Linked DNA regions of Homo sapiens: region 1 is linked to region 2. Evidence: chromatin contacts called from ENCODE Hi-C or POLR2A ChIA-PET data. All regions are on one chromosome and are shown on one strand. Each heading gives the region's core, a stretch centred on a gene start or an enhancer-like site at or near the end of the contact. The rest is flanking DNA. Distances are from core to core; before and after follow the strand shown.

The links. A loop is a pair of places that touch in the nucleus more often than their neighbours do. ChIA-PET counts read pairs that join two places held with the same protein, here RNA polymerase II (POLR2A). Pooled maps may share reads with other maps.
Region 1: a loop to region 2 is called in a pooled map, with 2.5 times the contacts of the local background. The contact joins the promoter of TMEM63A here to the enhancer-like site in region 2. A Hi-C loop is called at or near these places in 2 of 50 pooled maps. POLR2A ChIA-PET finds 5 or more read pairs at or near these places in 2 of 52 experiments (HCT116 and HEK293).

What each region holds. Positions count from the first base shown.
Region 1 is chr1:225,880,980-225,884,625 of GRCh38, forward strand. TMEM63A (transmembrane protein 63A) reads right to left here and starts at 1,401. Exons shown (of 25, transcript NM_014698.3): 1 at 1,325-1,401. RefSeq lists silencers at 810-929, 1,490-1,649 and enhancers at 2,160-2,209, 2,270-2,319.
Region 2 is chr1:224,502,298-224,505,735 of GRCh38, forward strand. It overlaps a transcript of CNIH3 not described here. Among named protein-coding and RNA genes, the nearest start is that of WDR26, 69 kb to the left of the region's middle. Within about 2 kb of position 1,399, at least 35 of the 41 ENCODE cell types and tissues checked have a DNase peak (open chromatin) inside an H3K27ac peak, as active enhancers do.

The sequences.
Region 1 (3,646 bases), core at 151-2,650, 1.4 Mb after region 2:
GTGATGACAATAGCGAAACTACAAGCAGCTCCAGGCCTTCTGCCTCAGGAGCTAACTCTGGTCTTTCAGATGCAGAATAAGGTTGCAAAGTAAAGTACAAACTTCTCCTTATGGCAACACCAAACAGGACCCAGTAACCTGGACAACTGTTTACCTCCTACCCTGGAGCACAAAGGAAATGACACAGCCCCTGGCTGAAACCAGAGGCAGTGTGGCTCAGGGATTATGTGAGCAGGCTCTGGAGTTAGGGTCTCAGCACCACGCAGTTCAGACAAGCAGCCTAACCACTCTGTGCCTTGGCTTCCTTCGCCAGGAAATGCGAGTGATGACTTTCTCTCACGGAGCTGTTGGGAGGCACAGATCCCAAACAACACCTGTAAAGCACTTAGCCCAGGACCCGGCCCTAGCAAGCAATTAGAAGCTGTCTGCCTTTATTTTAAGTCGCCCCTCCAGCTAATGGGAAACACAAGGGCAGGATCCCACCTGACGTCTTCTCTGTTAGAGCCCAACGAACAGCTAGGAGAGACCTTTGCCCCCACACTAAACAAAGGAGAGGGGCGTGTGAAGGGAAAAGGAGCCTCGGCTTCCGTTCATATCCCCCTTGAAGGCACAGCAGACTTGAGGATGACCTGAGAGGTGTCAAGGGAGGGTCAGTGGGTCCGCCACGCTGTCCACCCCTGCCCTTGAAGAGGACACCACCTGCCTGGGGCTGAATGACCAAGGCCCCTCCAGGGCCTCAGGTAGCTAGTCTTATCAGGTGCTGGAACCTTTGCGGATTTGGTTTCTTAGCAGAGCTCGCCTCACCCTTTCCGCCCCCGCCCTTCCCCCCAGTCCCCGAGTCCCCAGCCTCCCTCCTCAGGACTCCGCCAAGGCTGCAGGAAGTGGTCACCCAGGAACAGCCCGAGGGGTGGCCTCTGCCTTCCTGGCGTCAGGAGAGTCGGACGCTTGGCCCTTTCCCAGCCCGGCCTCGTATAGGGTCCGAGGAGCCCATAGCTGCACTCCTAGTTAGGTGGGAGGTCGGACTCCGCCGACAAATCCCAAAGAGAGGGGTGGGGAAGAAGGAGATACCAGCCCTGAAAGCGAAAAGCCGGAGAGGAAAGTCCTGAAAAGCCGCCAGGAATTCCCAAGGAGCGCAGGGCTGGAATGGAGGCGCTGCCCGGACCCTCTCCTCCCACCCAATCCCGCGTCGTCACCCCCTGCTTGGGGTCGGGGGCTCTGGGGTCTGCGTAGGCTGGGAGCCGTTCCGGAACCGGACACCTGGCGCGCACGTCCCGGGAAAGGCGGAGGGTGCATTGCCCCTCCTCACGCCCCCTGTCCCCTGTACCTGCGGCGGCGGCGTGTCTGGCGGGACCCAGCAGCGCGGGGCGTGTTCCGACCACTTAAAAGTTACAAAGTGAAACTCCGGCGCCTCCTGCACATGCGCAGAGCTGCGGCCACCCCTTTCCCAATTTGGAGTCTTGGCCCGCGGCGGCGCAAGCCTGTACGCAGCTGACTGCGCCTCCCGCGGTGGCCCTCGGCGGTCCTCTGCCCCGGCCTGGCCTCCTGGTCGCCGCTCAGCCCCGCAGCTCCTCCCGGAGGTCTGCAAGCCCCGGACCGGCCAGCTCACGTCCAGGCTCCAAGAAGGGATCCGCCGGGGCGCACCCTCTTCCGTCCCCCGGCACGAGCCCAGTCTCTGGACGCCTCCGGGAGAACTGGGCCAAGCACAGGGTGGTCGCGGCGCAGGGAGAGCATCTGCAAACGTTGGTCCCTGTAGTGCTTTGAATTTCCCCGAAGAGCTCTTAGACCCGCCCCGGGAGAGTGGGGTTGCGGGGGTGGTAGCATGGGGAGCTCAGCAGGATTCAGCCCGCACCTCGGCTCCGGGTAGTCGGGAACCGCGCGGAGCGCCCTGCAAGAGGCCACGGCTCCCCCGCCGCTGTAGAAGGCCGGACCGTGAAAGCCCGGAGGGTCTCCGTTCGGGCAAAAATGTGGGGGCGGGTCGCAGCATTTCCAACGCCCCCTGGGGCTAGTCCATTACTGCTCGAGCCAGGGCCGCCAAGGGCACCTACTCCAGCCCAGGTCCGAGAGCGCGGCATGCCTCCCGGCCGGGAGCCAAATGTTTCCAGGGAGCCGGTGGCCTCCACAACCGGACCGCAAGCTCGCGAGGGCAGGGCCGGCCCGCCGCGCCAGGGACTGCTGGGCGCTGCGCGGGAAGCGAGGCTGGGTTCGGGGAGGACCGCGCGCCCTGGGAATCAAGGAGCAAACCAACCCGTCCGCAGGCCCCTGTTTCCCTATCTGTGAAATGAGTGGTTGGACCAAAGCTTCCTCTCAGGTCCCTTCCAGCACCCCTCTCTGAGCTCTGAGCAGTCCTCACCCCACATGCATGCCTTTGCAGGTTCTCCGACCTCCCTTCCATTTCTGAGCTTTCATCTTTTTCTGTAACGGCATAAAAATATCCTCCTTATGGCCGGGCGCGGTGGCTCATGCCTGTAATACCAGCACTTTGGGAGGCCGAGGTGGGCGGATCACCTTAGGTCTGGAGTTCGAGACCAGCCTGACCCGCATGGAGAAACCCCGTCTCTACTAAAAATACAAAATTAGCCGGGTGTGGTGGCACATGCCTGTAATCCCAGCTACTAGGGAGTCTGAGGCAGGAGAATCGCTTGAACCTGGGAGGCGGAGGTTGCGGTGAGCTGAGATTTCACCATTGAACTCCAGCCTGGGCAACAAGAGCGAAACTCTGTCTCAAAAAAAAAAAAAAAAAAAAAAAAATTCCTCCTTACCTCCCTGTCCCTGATTCTAGCGCCAGTCTGTGGCTGTCCAGGAGTGGGGTGGGGAGGGTCTCTTCCTGCCTCTCTCAGTTCTTTTCTGTCCCATCTGTCTTTCCCCTTCTCTCCCCAAAGCTCTAGCCACTAGTTATTTTCCAGGGTTTTTCCTCTATGCCCCCCGCCAGTATCATCTCTGCCCTTGTCCCTCCATAGCTGCGCCTGGCCATCCCCCCTCCCTGCTCTCTTACCTCCACATCTGACGGTCTGCAGAGTCCTGGGTGTGGCCCCTGGACTCCCCGTTGGCTCCTTAGACTGTCCCTGTCCAATCTTTCTTCCACTCCCCACTCCCGCACCTGCCTGTCCTCCTTCCTTCCTCAATGAATGGTGCCCCCACCTGTCTGGTCTGTGCCATGGGTCCAGGCAAGTGCAAGGTTCCGGTCTTGGTAATTAGAATGCTGGAGCCACTGACAAAGATTTCAGAGAGAGAAAGGATTTCTAAATTTGTTCTTGAGTAGGTTAAGGTTATTTCAAAATCAAGAGAAGGCCTTGATGGATCGATATGTGAGTTGAGATAGCCACAGCCTTTGTTATGTCAGTTGTGTGAAGTGCTTGTAAAATCACTATTTTATTTTTTAATTTTTAATTAATTATTTACTTATTGAGACACAGTCTCACTCTGTCGCCCAGGCTGTAGTACAGTGGTGTGATCTCAGCTCACTGCAACCTCCACCTCCTGGCTTCAAGCGATTCTCCTGCCTCAGCCTCCCAAGTAGCTGGGATTATAGGCATGTGCCACCACACCCGGCTAATTTTGTACTTTTAGTAGAGACGGGGTTTCTCTATGTTGGTCAGGCTGGTCTCAAACTCCCAACCTCAGGTGATCCTCAGGATTATAGACGTGA
Region 2 (3,438 bases), core at 149-2,648:
TGTGAACGTAGCTGGTCAGCAGAAGTATCTCGTGATAGAGACTCCATGTGGACAGCATGGAGGAAAGAGGAGAAGGGCAGCCTTTGGAGCCGAAAGCCCAGCTCTCCTGAAAGGCACAGCCATGGAGCAAGAGCCGAAAGCCTTTTATTTGGAGGCTGGCCTATTTCTTTATCGCTAAACCCACTTTGCCTGTTTCCAGAGCCTCCTGGCTTGCATGAGCAGAACGAACAGCCTTCCTCCTGGTCTAGGCACTCTTGCACCAGTGTAACCTGCAGCGTGGGGAGGTGGATTGCCATTCCACCTCTAGAGTTAGGGAGGGCGGGGCCCGTGCCAGGGGAATGGAGTCCAGTAATTACTGAGCAACCCCCCTGCTTACATTCCCTGCCGAGTTCTACATAAACAATCAGCTGAAAAGACTGTCCCCTTTTCATAGTTTTCACCGCTGGGTGTTTTCAGAAGCAATTTAAACACTGGCAAACATAAAGGGAAGCTTTTATCCCTTCTCTAACCACTGAAAGGAAGCCGTGGATTTAAACACCATATGAATGGTGGGGAACAGAGCCCAGAGACATAAAAGGTGGAGGGAAGGGTGAGATGTTGAAAGCCTGTGAGTTGACAGGGGGTAGAACACAGGCTAAGGTGATGGGATCGGAGCTTTGGAGGGTGAGGGAGGAGGAGGAGGGAAGAAACAGCTGGGTGCCAACCCCAGAAGGGCAGAAGGAAGGCAAACAGCTCTCCCGGGGAGGGAGGGAGGGAGGGAGGTGGGGGCAGGGGCGGAGGAAACCTGGGAGACTTCTGCACGGATGAAGTCACCACCTTTTTGGGAGGAGGATGAGAAAGAAGATGGCCTTTAGTTTGTATTCAAATCCAATACACTATTTAGAACACAATGTACTAAATGTCATATACAATTTAATTGTGTGTAATTAAAATTCCTATCAGCTAGGGAGAGCCTGAGGCACGGGTGCTGCACTTGCTGAAAGCCAGGACCGCAGAGTGTTCCACATCTCCTTCCCTTGTCGGTCTTTTGGCCCTAATTCCTCTCTGTCTTTTCCTCCCTTGCTTCTGTCTTTGTTCCTCTTGTCTCTGTCACCCTCCCCCCTCTTATTTCCTTCTTCCTCCTGTTTTGACCCCACAGGCAGCCTGGACTCTCACTCTGAAACAGCCAGGTGGCTCCCCTGCAGGAGGAGGGCTGTCGCTGCTGTCTGCAACCCCACCGGGCCTCCCAGAGCCGAGGTGACAGCCTGGGCCTCGGGGAAGCCCGTGTCTCATGGGCGGTTGTCCAGCTGCTCAGGCCTGCACAGGGGCGGGTCCCCTCCTAATCTTATCCTCACACAACCCTGGCAACCGCACAGGGCTGCCTGGTGTTTAGCAAGGGGAGGTGGAGTGTGGTCCTCCCCCAGGAGAGGCAGCAGGCGACTTCCCTATTGAAAACACAGCTGTGGCAAGGGAGATAGACAGGAAACCCGACCCAGCCCTCTGGCAGGGATTGCCGTGGGAGTGCCAACTACTGTGGAATAACAGGCCCAGCCCTGCAGGCTCGGGCACGCTGTGCTGTAGGCCACAGCAACCACAGGCTCTGAGGCCTCTGGCCGCTCCAGGAGGGAGGGGTGCCGGGACAGAGACGCCCTCAGGCCTGGGAAGGCAAACTTGGAGGTGGGGTGGAGGGGACTTGAGGACTGGGTGATAAAACCTGGTTTAGTTATTAGTGGAGTTAAATTATTCATTTCCTTGCTCCCTTTAAGTCTCAGTTTCTTCATCTGAAAAATGGATACAGTACTTGCCCTACTTACTTAAACAGGCTGTTTTGAGGACTGTATGGATGATGCCTTCCCGAGTTAGACCTAGGTTCAAACCTGAAACCCTACTGTTGCCACATGTTAGCTGACCTTGGTCTCTGTTTTCTCACCTGGGAGGGACAAGACTACAACCTACTTCCTAGCACCCTGTTAAGGCTGGAATGAGCTAGTGTAGTGCCTGGTTTATTATAAATTTCTCAGTAAATGTTACCCATTGTCATCATCAAATGGGACAGTTTTGTGCAAGCATTTTGTAAACTATGGTGTGTTCTTTAAAAATGTAGGACATTATTCTTATGCAGACTGGCTGAAATTCTGGGCTCCAAGCGACATTTGGTAAAGGGATTCCTCTTCCAATTTCCTCTCCCCCTAAGAAAGTTCCCCTTTCCTCCTGCGGTCTTCTGGAGGCTTCAGCAGGAGACTGCTCCCATGACCCCCTCCCCTCCCCTCTCCTCCCCTCCTGTACCCACCTGCCTTCCATGTTTCCTCTAGAGCCCAGCTGAATTCCTCCAAGGAGTCATGTGTCACTAGTCCAACCCCACCTTAATCTTTTTCTGGGTTCTCCTGTGACTTAGTTGTAACTGGTCTTTGCATGCCGCTGCTTATAGATTCACACTGCTTGAGTTCAAAGCCCACATCTTAACTCTGTGACCTTGGGGTAAGTAATTTAACCTTGCTAGGCCTCAGTTTTCTTATCTGGGAAATGGGACATTGCAATAGCTATCTCATCAGGCTGTTTAGAGGATCAGATGAGACCCTGTTCCTGAGGTGGTCAGCATGATGCCTGACACATTGTAAGTGCTCAATGGAGGGCAAGTATGGCTTTTATGCCACTGAGTGTTTAATATGAACGTTTTTATTCCCTGACTTGAGTGTAAGCTCTTTATTATTTTCCCTTTCCCTCCCTCCCTCCCTCCCTCCCTCCCTCCCTCCCTCCCTTCCTTCCTTCCTTCCTTCCTTCCTTCCTTTCTTGTGAGAGACAGGTCAAGTGTAAGCTTTTAAAGAGTGGATTATGAGCCTAGGCAACATGGCCAAACTCTGTCTCTACAAAAAATACAAAAATTAGCCAGGTATGGTAGTGCGCGCCTGTAGTCCAGGAGGCTGAGGTGGGAGGATTGTTTGAGCCCGGGAAGTCAAGGCTTCAGTGAGCTGTGTTCATGCCACTGCACTGTAGCCGGGGTGACAAAGCAAGACCTTGTCTCAAAAAGGAAAAAAAAAAAAAAAAGTCTTTTTTGCCATATCATGAATTGTGGTATACACGTAGTGGGTACTCAGGTACCTTGAATACACTTTCCCCTTCATTTTGGTTAGGTTGTCTGTAAATCTGCAGAGTGACGTTACTTCACAATGATGACATATTACTTTTCTTTATTTTCACAGGGGAGAGAACTAATATTTTAGTAAACACTTATTTTTGCATCATGCTGAAAACTTTTACATATTATCTCCTTTAACTTTCACAGGAAAATCAAACCCCTAGGGTAGGTGTAATTATCCCCATTTTACCCACAAGAAAACTAGGGCTCAAAAAGATTGAGTAACTTGACTAGGATTACGTAGCTGCCAGAGCTGGAATTCAGACTCAGGTCTGTTTGACTCTAAGATCTTGTTTCATTTTATTTAGATTGTTTGTGCCTTT